Regions from separate parts of the Homo sapiens genome. Here region 2 is linked to region 1. The links are chromatin contacts, found by Hi-C or POLR2A ChIA-PET in ENCODE. All regions are on one chromosome and are shown on one strand. The core of a region is the stretch at or near the end of the contact, and the rest is flanking DNA. Distances in the headings are between cores, read along the strand shown.

Region 1 (4,164 bases), core at 1,106-3,605:
TTACTGTCGCTGAACTAGCTGCACACTTAAAAATGGTTAAGACAGTACATTTTATATTGTATACCACAATAAAAAATTCGGGAAAATAAAGCTTTTTCAAATCAATAAAAAAAGAAAAAACCCCCCAAACACCCCAAACAAACAAACAAACAAACACATCCATGGCCTGGGCAACATAGTGAGACCCCGTCTCTTAAAAGAAAATTAGCTGGGCACAGTGGTGCATGCCTGTAGTCCCCGCTACTCGGAGGCTGAGGTGGAGGCTCGCTTGAGCCAGGGATGTGCAGATTGCAGTGAGCAGTGATAGCACCACCACACTCCAGCCTGGGTGACAGAGCAAGACCCTGTCTCAAAAAACAAACAAACAAACAAAAAACCAAAAAAACCCAAAAAGCGAACATCCATTAGGAACATGGGGACATCACAACCAGGCAATGCACATCACTACACACGGTCAGTGATCAAACAGCCCAAATAGCCTTGTACTGCACAAAAACCAAAGACATGCAGAACAAACCCCCCAACAAGGCATCATTCCTTATCTATGAAATGAGAAAAAAAAAAAAAAAAAAAAAAAGACAGTGCTGCTATCCATTGTGGAGACAGGTTCCCCGCCACTTCTGGGATGGGCATCTGACGTTTCTGACCTCTGGACCCAGATGCCGCCCTTCTAAGAGCAGGCGCCCTGTGAGCTGGGATTCCCACCACCCCTGCCCATTACAGCCTCCACTGCAGGCCAGGAAGGGCCGCTGGGCGGGGCTGGGTGTTTGGATCCTGGGCGGACCTGGGCAGCCCCGTCCCAGCCAGTGCCCCGCGGGCTGGGTAGGGCCCCTTCCATGAGCAGCACCAGGACCCCTGCTTGTGGCGGGTGAGCCCCGCATCAGGCGCCCGACTTTGCATAAACGTGAAATAGGCCACAGGAGGCAGCAACTCAACGTGCAGGGCCGTGTTTAAGAGAAAGCATCTCACCGGGCCTTTCTTTCCTTTTTTTTTTTTTTTTTTTTTTTTTTTGAGACAGTCTCGCTCCCTCACCCAGGCTGGAGTGCAGTGGCGCGATCTCAGCTCACTGCAGCCTCCGCCTCCCAGGTTCAAGTGATTTTCTCCTGCCTCAGCCTCCCGATTAGCTGGGATTACAGGTGCCTGCCACCACGCCCGGCTAATTTTTTTTTGTATTTTTAGTAGAGACGGGGTTTCACCCTGTTGGCCAGGCTGGTCTCGAACTCCTGACCTCAGGTGATCTGCCCGCCTCGGCCTCCCCAAGTGTTGGGATTACAGGCGTGAGCCACCGTGCCCGGTCTGGCCTTTCTTGAAATAATCACCAGAGTCGAAGTGCAAGGGGGCCTCCAAGCCAGAGCTGTGTTATCCCAAGAACAAGGAGCTCCGCGGATCGCAGGCCCCTCCTTTCTGGGTTCCGACCCCAAAGGGAAGGTCCCTTCTCCAGGGGCGTCCTAGGCGCGGGCACCGGGGTTCTGCTGGCACAGCCCGGATGGGCGCCGCTCGCCCGCACACCTGCGGCTCCACAGAGGGCCGATCCGTTCGGTTGCCAGCAGTGGAGACCCAGGCCCAGCGGTTCCACCAGCGCCCCGGCGGAGTCCCAGGGCGGGTGTGGGCGGCCCGGCAGGGGCTGCGGGTCGCTGTCAGCCCGGGTCCCGCCGCCCTGGGGAGCCGCCTCCGTCTGCAGCTTCTCCTGGGCCTGGCGGGGCCCTGGTGGGCTCCAGGCCGGGAGGGGCGCAGCGATGGGGCGTCGGGGCCACCCGCGTCCCCTCCCCGCCCAGTCCCGCCCTCGGGCACCGAAAGCCCCTCCTCCCCCCGCCCCGCCGCCCCTTCCGTCCGGCCCGGGGAGAGGCCCTGCGCCCCCGGAGGTCCCAGCCAGCCGGGGCGTCTTCCCCGCGGGCCGGAGCCGGACCCGAACCGCTCGCAGACGCGGGGCCTGGCGGGGCGTGCGGTGCCGGGGTCGTCTCGGGAGCGGGGGTCCCAGCACCGAGCTCGGGCGCAGACAGGGACCCCCCCACCCCGCCCAGGCCGGCTCCGCCCCAGAGGAGGCCGCGGGGAGGTGGCCCCAAGTCGCGCGCCCGAGGGTCGGACCCAGAGACGCGGAGCCACAGGGGCAGGCGCGGCCCCAGCCCCGCGAGGAGGAGCCCCGAACCCGCCGAGCCCCCCGCCGTCCCTGGGGCTGGAGTCCCCCTTCCCGGGGACCCGAGGGACGGAGCCGCCGCCGCCGCCTTCCCAGGACTCGGGGTCACCCCCCGCGGGCCGAGCGGCTTCCAGGGTGCGGGGTCCGGGAGGCGCTCACCTGGTCCCGAGGAGGCTCCGCTCCCGACGGCCCGAGGCGCGGGCGCCGAGTAAGCAGCAGGGAGGGAACCGCGGCCGGCGCCGCCCCCTTTATACCCCGCCCCGCCGGCCTGACCCGCCCCGCCGCCAGGAAGCGCTGCGGCCCCGCGGATGGGAGGAGGGGGCCGGGGGCACGGGAGGGGGATGGGAGGGAAGCGGGGACCCTCGAGGGCGGGAGGCTGGAGGAGGTGGAGAGGGTGGGGACCCCCCTGCAGCCCGGGCCGAGCTCCCCCGCCAGCCCCTGCCCGCTGCTGCTCGGACTTCGCGTCCCGGGCCCGGCCGCCCGTCGCCCCCGCCCCATTTCCCGGACGACCTGGCTGGGGCTGTGTCCGCCTCCGGGGCCCTGGGTGTTGGGGACCGCGCCCCGCACGCAGGGCCGACGGGGGCCCTGGGACTCGCCCCTTGGTAGCAGCTGCCCTGGGGGGTGCAGGGTTCCCCCCATCAGCCCCCCGACCCCTCCCCTACCCCGTGTCCTGTGTCCGGCTTGCTCAGGCCTCCCGCGAGAGGCCCCGGGTCAGGAGCTCCTGCAGAAACTGCCGCTCCTGGGGCCTGAGGGTGGGGAGCCGGGAGGGCAGGGACAGCAGAGCCTGGGCGCGGAGGTTGGGGCAGAGCCTGGGCATGCGGCGAGCCACCCCTGCCACCCCTTTCCCGCTGGAAACCACAGGTGGGCTTGGTGCTGGGCCCTGGGACCACCGTGAGGTCCCCACCTGAGCCCAGCCGGGGACAGAGTGACAGGGGTCCCTGGTAGGGCTCTGTCTGGGGTCCCCACTCCCCACCCTGGTCACAGTCCCCCAGCCAGGGCCGGGGTTCCTCCTTGAGGTGAGGCGCAGCCGGGTTGGGGAGAGGTCCCTGGGCTCCGGGACAGGGCTCCCTTCAGAGCTGTCCTGGAAGGTGGCGGAGCGGCTGGGGGCGAGGTCCCTCTTCTGATGAGCAGGTTTGCAAATGTGGTGTGTGTGTGTGTCTGAGACTGAGTGTGTGTGGTGTGTGCATCTGAGTGTGTGGTGTGTGTCTGTGTCTGAGACTGAGTTTGAGTCTGTGGTGTGTGTATCTGTGTGTGGTGTGTGTCTGTGTCTGAGACTGTGTGCATCTGTGAGTGTGTGGTGTGTGTCTGCGTCTGAGGTTGAGTGTGAATGTGTGTGTCTAAGTGTGCCTGAGTGTGAGTGTATGTGCCTAAGTGTGCCTGAGTGTGGCAGCCACATGGTAGCCATGAGTCCAGGGCTCCTGCCTGCTGCTCCTGAGCACAGCTGACGGCGGGCACCGTGTGCCACTCCCCTGGGTCCATGCCGAACTCTCACCTGGGCAATGCCTCCTGCTTCCAAGCCAGCAGCTCCCAGGGGGAAGCCAGGCCCCTCCTCACAAGACCAGAATCCTTTAGGGGTTACCTTGGCTCCAGAAGTTCTCCCTCGGCCTGGCCAGCACTGTCTAGGGGCACGTGCTGGCCAAGGCTCCCCGTATCTCCTTCACAGGGGTCTCACCTGTGGTCTGAGGCTTCCGTCCTCTTTGGCCACCCCCCCAGCATCCTTCACAGACATTGCACTGATAAATCTCCAGTCACGTCAGAGCTTCCATGGCACCTGCCTCTTGGAAGACCCCAATTAACACAAGTGGTGCAGGAGGGGCCTGAGACTCAGCTGGTGCGGTGGCCGTTTCCCGGCCAACACCGAGGACACCATTCTGGTTGATGTGGGGATATGGGTAATCTTTGGCACAAAGTTAGGGCCCCAATTGTTAAATGTTTTCACCAAGAGTGATCTGGGACGTTTTCCTGGTGGAAGGGGAGGCCTTGTGGGTGTGGCAGTTTCCCCCTTTCAGTGCATGGGGGGAGTGGGGTTG
Region 2 (4,754 bases), core at 110-2,609, 190 kb before region 1:
TCTTTTTCCTGCTGGGTTACCAGTGTAATTGTAGACTCTGGGTGATGGGCCTCGATCAGTGGAGGCTGAATATACTGCTCTCTCTACTTTTGTGTATATTTGAAAATTTTCAAAATTAAAATTAAAAATCATGTCTGTAACATATATACTTATAGGCACCATGGAGCCTAGCCTATAATATAATTAATACATGAAATTTAGGCCGGGTGCTCTGGCTCACGCCTGTAATCCCAACACTCTGGGAAGCCCGAGGCAGGCAGATCACCTGAGATCAGTTCAGGAGCAGCCTGGCCAACATGGTAAAACCCCCGTCTCTACTAAAAATACTGACAAAAAAAAATTAGCCAGGCGTGGTGGCCAGCATCTGTGGTCCCACCTACTGGGGAGGCTGAGGCAAAAGAATCACTTGAACCAGGAAGGGAGGTTGCAGTGAGCCGAGATCGCACCACTGCACTCCAGCCTGGGTGACAGAGCAAGACTCCGTCTCAATTAAAAAACAAAACAAAACAAAACAAAACGACAGGAAATTTACTCTGGGAAGATGGGCTAGACAAGAAGAGGAACATTTTTTTTTTACCTCATGAAATGGAAAAGAAAGCACATCGGTTGGGACATTTCTATCTCTGTAGATTCTATTAATGTGCTGAATATTCTTGTTGTCAACACAGATGATCCCCAGGTCAAATTTCTGCACTCCTAAAATCCTCCTTACAATCTCGATCTTACTGCGAAGTGGCGCTCTCCTGATGGGGATGACTCGCTGCAGATTTCTAATCACCAAACTCATTTCAGGAAGAATAACCAGCCCTTTAAAAATGTTTGCAACGGAACCTGGGGTTAAAGTGTAAGAGAAGACCAATCAGTACAAGTGATAATACGGTCTGTAAAAATACAGATGCACGCGCAATCAGATCACTTTATTTGGTGGAACTGATTGAAAATCTTAAGGGAATTTACATTTACCACAAGGAGGAAGCAACAACGAGGGTCTATGGAAGGATGCCGCGGAATCCGGCCAGAAGGACTCCAGGCGGGCGGAGCGGAAGGAGCGGTTCCCAGAGAAAAGGGGGCGGGTTGGGGGTGCGCGCGGAGAGAGGCGCGCGGACGCGGCGGGGTGCGGGGAGGGGCAACGGCTGGGGAGAGAAGGGGCTGGAATGGGGGAGGGACAGGAGAGGGGACAGGTAAGCGTTGGGGGCCGGGTCCTCTGGGGTCTGGGGCGCCCGCAGACCCACGCGGGTGAATGCGACGCTCTCGCTTGGGAGACTAAAAACCCGCCCGGACGTACCGGTGTCTGGACCCAGCAAAGGACGCGAGAGCGGGCGGACCCTCCCGACCGGAAGCCCCGCCACAGAGCGGGTTGTGGGGAGCGGAACCGGATCGCAGCGGGCGGGGCGGAATCCGGTAGTGCTGAGCGAACCGGAAGTCGGTCCGCGGCGTTTTCTGCCCGCGGTGCGCAGCGCTGAGTGTCGCGGCAGCAGCCTGTGCTTGCGCCTCAAGTCTTTCCGAGGGGCCAGTGGGCAGCGCGGGCCTCGGGGTCCTGGGGCGAGACGGTGAGCGTGGGGGCTGGGCCGGCGCCAGGGGCGCCGTTTCCTTCCCCCACGCAGCTCCGCGCGCCCGGGCCTCCACATCGTCGCTAACGGAGCGTTGCGGCGCCGGCGACCCCTGGCGAGCCCGGGGCGGGACAGTGGCCAGGCCGGCCTGGGCCCAGCGCGTGGCCTCCGCCGTTTCGGGCTGTGCTGGGTGGAAGATTAGGCTCCCCGGGCACGCCGTCCCCGCCGAGAGGCCTCAGCTTCGTGGCAGCGCCCTCGTCCTTCCAGCCCGCTCGAGGGTGGCCGCCAGGGCGCGATGAAGGAATGTGAGAAAGTGCTTAGCGCTCCAGCCGCTCCGAGGGAAGCCAGGTGGGAGGAGATCCCGAAACGCTAAGGTTTTGACAGCGTTACAGTGAATTCTCCGGCTGTAGAGATTGGAGGAAGTCGGGAGAAATTCGTCTCTAAGTTGTAAGGTGGAACAGCATTCATTTTCTTACTGCCAATGGAGGTTTTTCATGAATTTACTAACTCAGTAAAAAGATTCGGCTTTTTTTTTTTTAATCTTAAAGGATCACGCTTTAAACCTCTGTAACAAAGTAATTATTTGTACCACTCTCTACCCCACCCTCCAACAAAATAACCTATCGGCTCTCAGAAAATAATAACCCTTTGCCTGCCTTTGAAATAGTTATCCTTTTAGTATGACAGTGTTCAAAAATTCTTTTCTTAGACTTGTAGCAGAACATAGCTATGATGATCTGAATTTTTCTCTTTCAGCTTGTTCTAAAGACGAAGGGGAACTCCCTAGTGCTACAGGCTGTTTCAGGAAGCCAATTAATTTTGTACACATAATACTTAATTACCTTCTAATAATTGGAGCAGAAGATGAACCCAACTAATCCTTTCAGTGGGCAGCAGCCTAGTGCTTTTTCGGCGTCTTCTAGTAATGTAGGAACACTTCCATCTAAGCCGCCATTTCGATTTGGTCAACCTTCTCTTTTTGGACAAAACAGTACCTTATCTGGGAAGAGCTCGGGATTTTCACAGGTATCCAGCTTTCCAGCGTCTTCTGGAGTAAGTCATTCCTCTTCAGTGCAAACATTAGGGTTCACCCAAACCTCAAGTGTTGGACCCTTTTCTGGACTTGAGCACACTTCCACCTTTGTGGCTACCTCTGGGCCTTCAAGTTCATCTGTGCTGGGAAACACAGGATTTAGTTTTAAATCACCCACCAGTGTTGGGGCTTTCCCAAGCACTTCTGCTTTTGGACAAGAAGCTGGAGAAATAGTGAACTCTGGTTTTGGGAAAACAGAATTCAGCTTTAAACCTCTGGAAAATGCAGTGTTCAAACCAATACTGGGGGCTGAATCTGAGCCAGAGAAAACCCAGAGCCAAATTGCTTCTGGGTTTTTTACATTTTCCCACCCAATTAGTAGTGCACCTGGAGGCCTGGCCCCTTTCTCTTTTCCTCAAGTAACAAGTAGTTCAGCTACCACTTCAAATTTTACCTTTTCAAAACCTGTTAGTAGTAATAATTCATTATCTGCCTTTACCCCTGCTTTGTCAAACCAAAATGTAGAGGAAGAGAAGAGAGGACCTAAGTCAATATTTGGAAGTTCTAATAATAGCTTCAGTAGCTTCCCTGTATCATCTGCGGTTTTGGGCGAACCTTTCCAGGCTAGCAAAGCAGGTGTCAGGCAGGGGTGTGAAGAAGCTGTTTCCCAGGTGGAACCACTTCCCAGCCTAATGAAAGGACTGAAAAGGAAGGAGGACCAGGATCGCTCCCCAAGGAGACATGGCCACGAGCCAGCAGAAGATTCGGATCCTCTGTCCCGGGGCGATCATCCTCCAGACAAACGACCTGTCCGCCTGAATCGACCCCGGGGAGGTACTTTATTTGGTCGGACGATACAGGATGTTTTCAAAAGCAATAAGGAAGTAGGTCGTCTGGGCAACAAGGAGGCCAAAAAGGAAACTGGCTTTGTTGAGTCTGCAGAAAGTGACCACATGGCTATCCCAGGAGGGAATCAGTCTGTCCTGGCACCTTCCCGGATTCCAGGTGTGAATAAAGAGGAAGAAACTGAAAGTAGAGAGAAGAAAGAAGGTGAGCTCTGAAAATGTAGCACATAGAGTAAATCCTGCAGGCAGGTTTTCAATACGTTTCTCTGGGTGTTAGCTTGATTTTTCAGATAAATCTCCCATAAACATTAGGGATTCTAACATGTCATCGGAGCAGGTCTTACATCTGAAAATTTCCTCTGCTTCGACACAGTTGGTGCCTCCTGTTGTTGGAAACATCTGATGGTTTAAGTGTCCATTCTCTGAACCCCTAGATTCTCTAAGAGGAACTCCGGCGCGTCAGAGTAACAGAAGCGAGAGCACAGACAGTCTTGGGGGCTTGTCTCCCTCTGAAGTCACAGCCATCCAGTGCAAGAACATCCCTGACTACCTCAACGACAGGACCATTCTGGAGAACCATTTTGGCAAAATTGCTAAAGTGCAGCGCATCTTTACCAGGCGCAGCAAAAAGCTTGCAGTGGTACATTTCTTTGATCATGTGAGTACTCCCATCTTGCCATTTGTTACCCTAGATTTGAACCTTGTCACTTTAAAACCTGTTTTTTTTTTTTGGTCCCTCAGTTGTTTGCTTACTATAATATAGAGAAAGTACTCAAATATCTTATTAGCATAGGCTGGGATAGCACTATTTATTTCATAACTTGGCATATTCTAGGTCCCTACAGAATATAGTACTCTAGAAATGCTGGGAGAGTTGTTCTCATGAAGTGAAATTCTTCTGAAAGGCTTTAGAAATTCAGAAATTCTTCTGAAAGGCTCTAACCACATAGTACTTTTGGAAGTTGAGTTTTTTGGTTTTGTTTTTGTTTTATTTGGTCATAGAAGATGATCGCTGTAAACGTTCAAACAATACAGAAAAAGTGAAATTGGCCGGGCGTGGTGGCTTACGCTTGTAGTCCCAGCACCTGGGGAGGCCAAGGTGGGCGGATCATGAGGTCAGGAGATCCAGACCATCCTGGCTAACACGGTGAAACCCCATCTCTACTAAAAATACAAAAAATTAGCTGGGTGTGGTGGCTCGCGCCTGTCATCTCAGCTACTCGGGAGGCTGAGGCAGGAGAATTGCTTGAATCCGGGAGGCGGCGGTTGCAGTGAGCCGAGTTCGTGCCACTGCACTCCAGTCTGGGAGACAGAGCCAGACTCCGT

Evidence for each region. A loop is a pair of places that touch in the nucleus more often than their neighbours do. ChIA-PET counts read pairs that join two places held with the same protein, here RNA polymerase II (POLR2A). Pooled maps may share reads with other maps.
Region 2: a pooled map shows a loop between it and region 1 (7-fold over the local background). The contact joins the promoter of YBEY here to the promoter of COL6A2 in region 1. A Hi-C loop is called at or near these places in 4 of 50 pooled maps. POLR2A ChIA-PET finds 5 or more read pairs at or near these places in 2 of 52 experiments (H1 and WTC11).

The regions. Positions count from the first base shown.
Region 1 is chr21:46,096,303-46,100,466 of GRCh38, reverse strand. COL6A2 (collagen type VI alpha 2 chain) reads right to left here and starts at 2,355. Exons shown (of 28, transcript NM_001849.4): 1 at 2,294-2,355. It overlaps COL6A2-DT (COL6A2 divergent transcript), which reads left to right and starts at 2,822. Exons shown (of 2, transcript NR_186433.1): 1 at 2,822-2,995. RefSeq lists an enhancer at 2,238-2,532.
Region 2 is chr21:46,282,947-46,287,700 of GRCh38, reverse strand. YBEY (ybeY metalloendoribonuclease) reads right to left here and starts at 1,359. Exons shown (of 5, transcript NM_001314025.2): 1 at 1,286-1,359; 2 at 578-831. The coding sequence starts at 787. It overlaps MCM3AP (minichromosome maintenance complex component 3 associated protein), which reads left to right and starts at 2,090. Exons shown (of 28, transcript NM_003906.5): 1 at 2,090-3,633; 2 at 3,863-4,086. The coding sequence starts at 2,415. RefSeq lists silencers at 1,036-1,145, 1,496-1,725.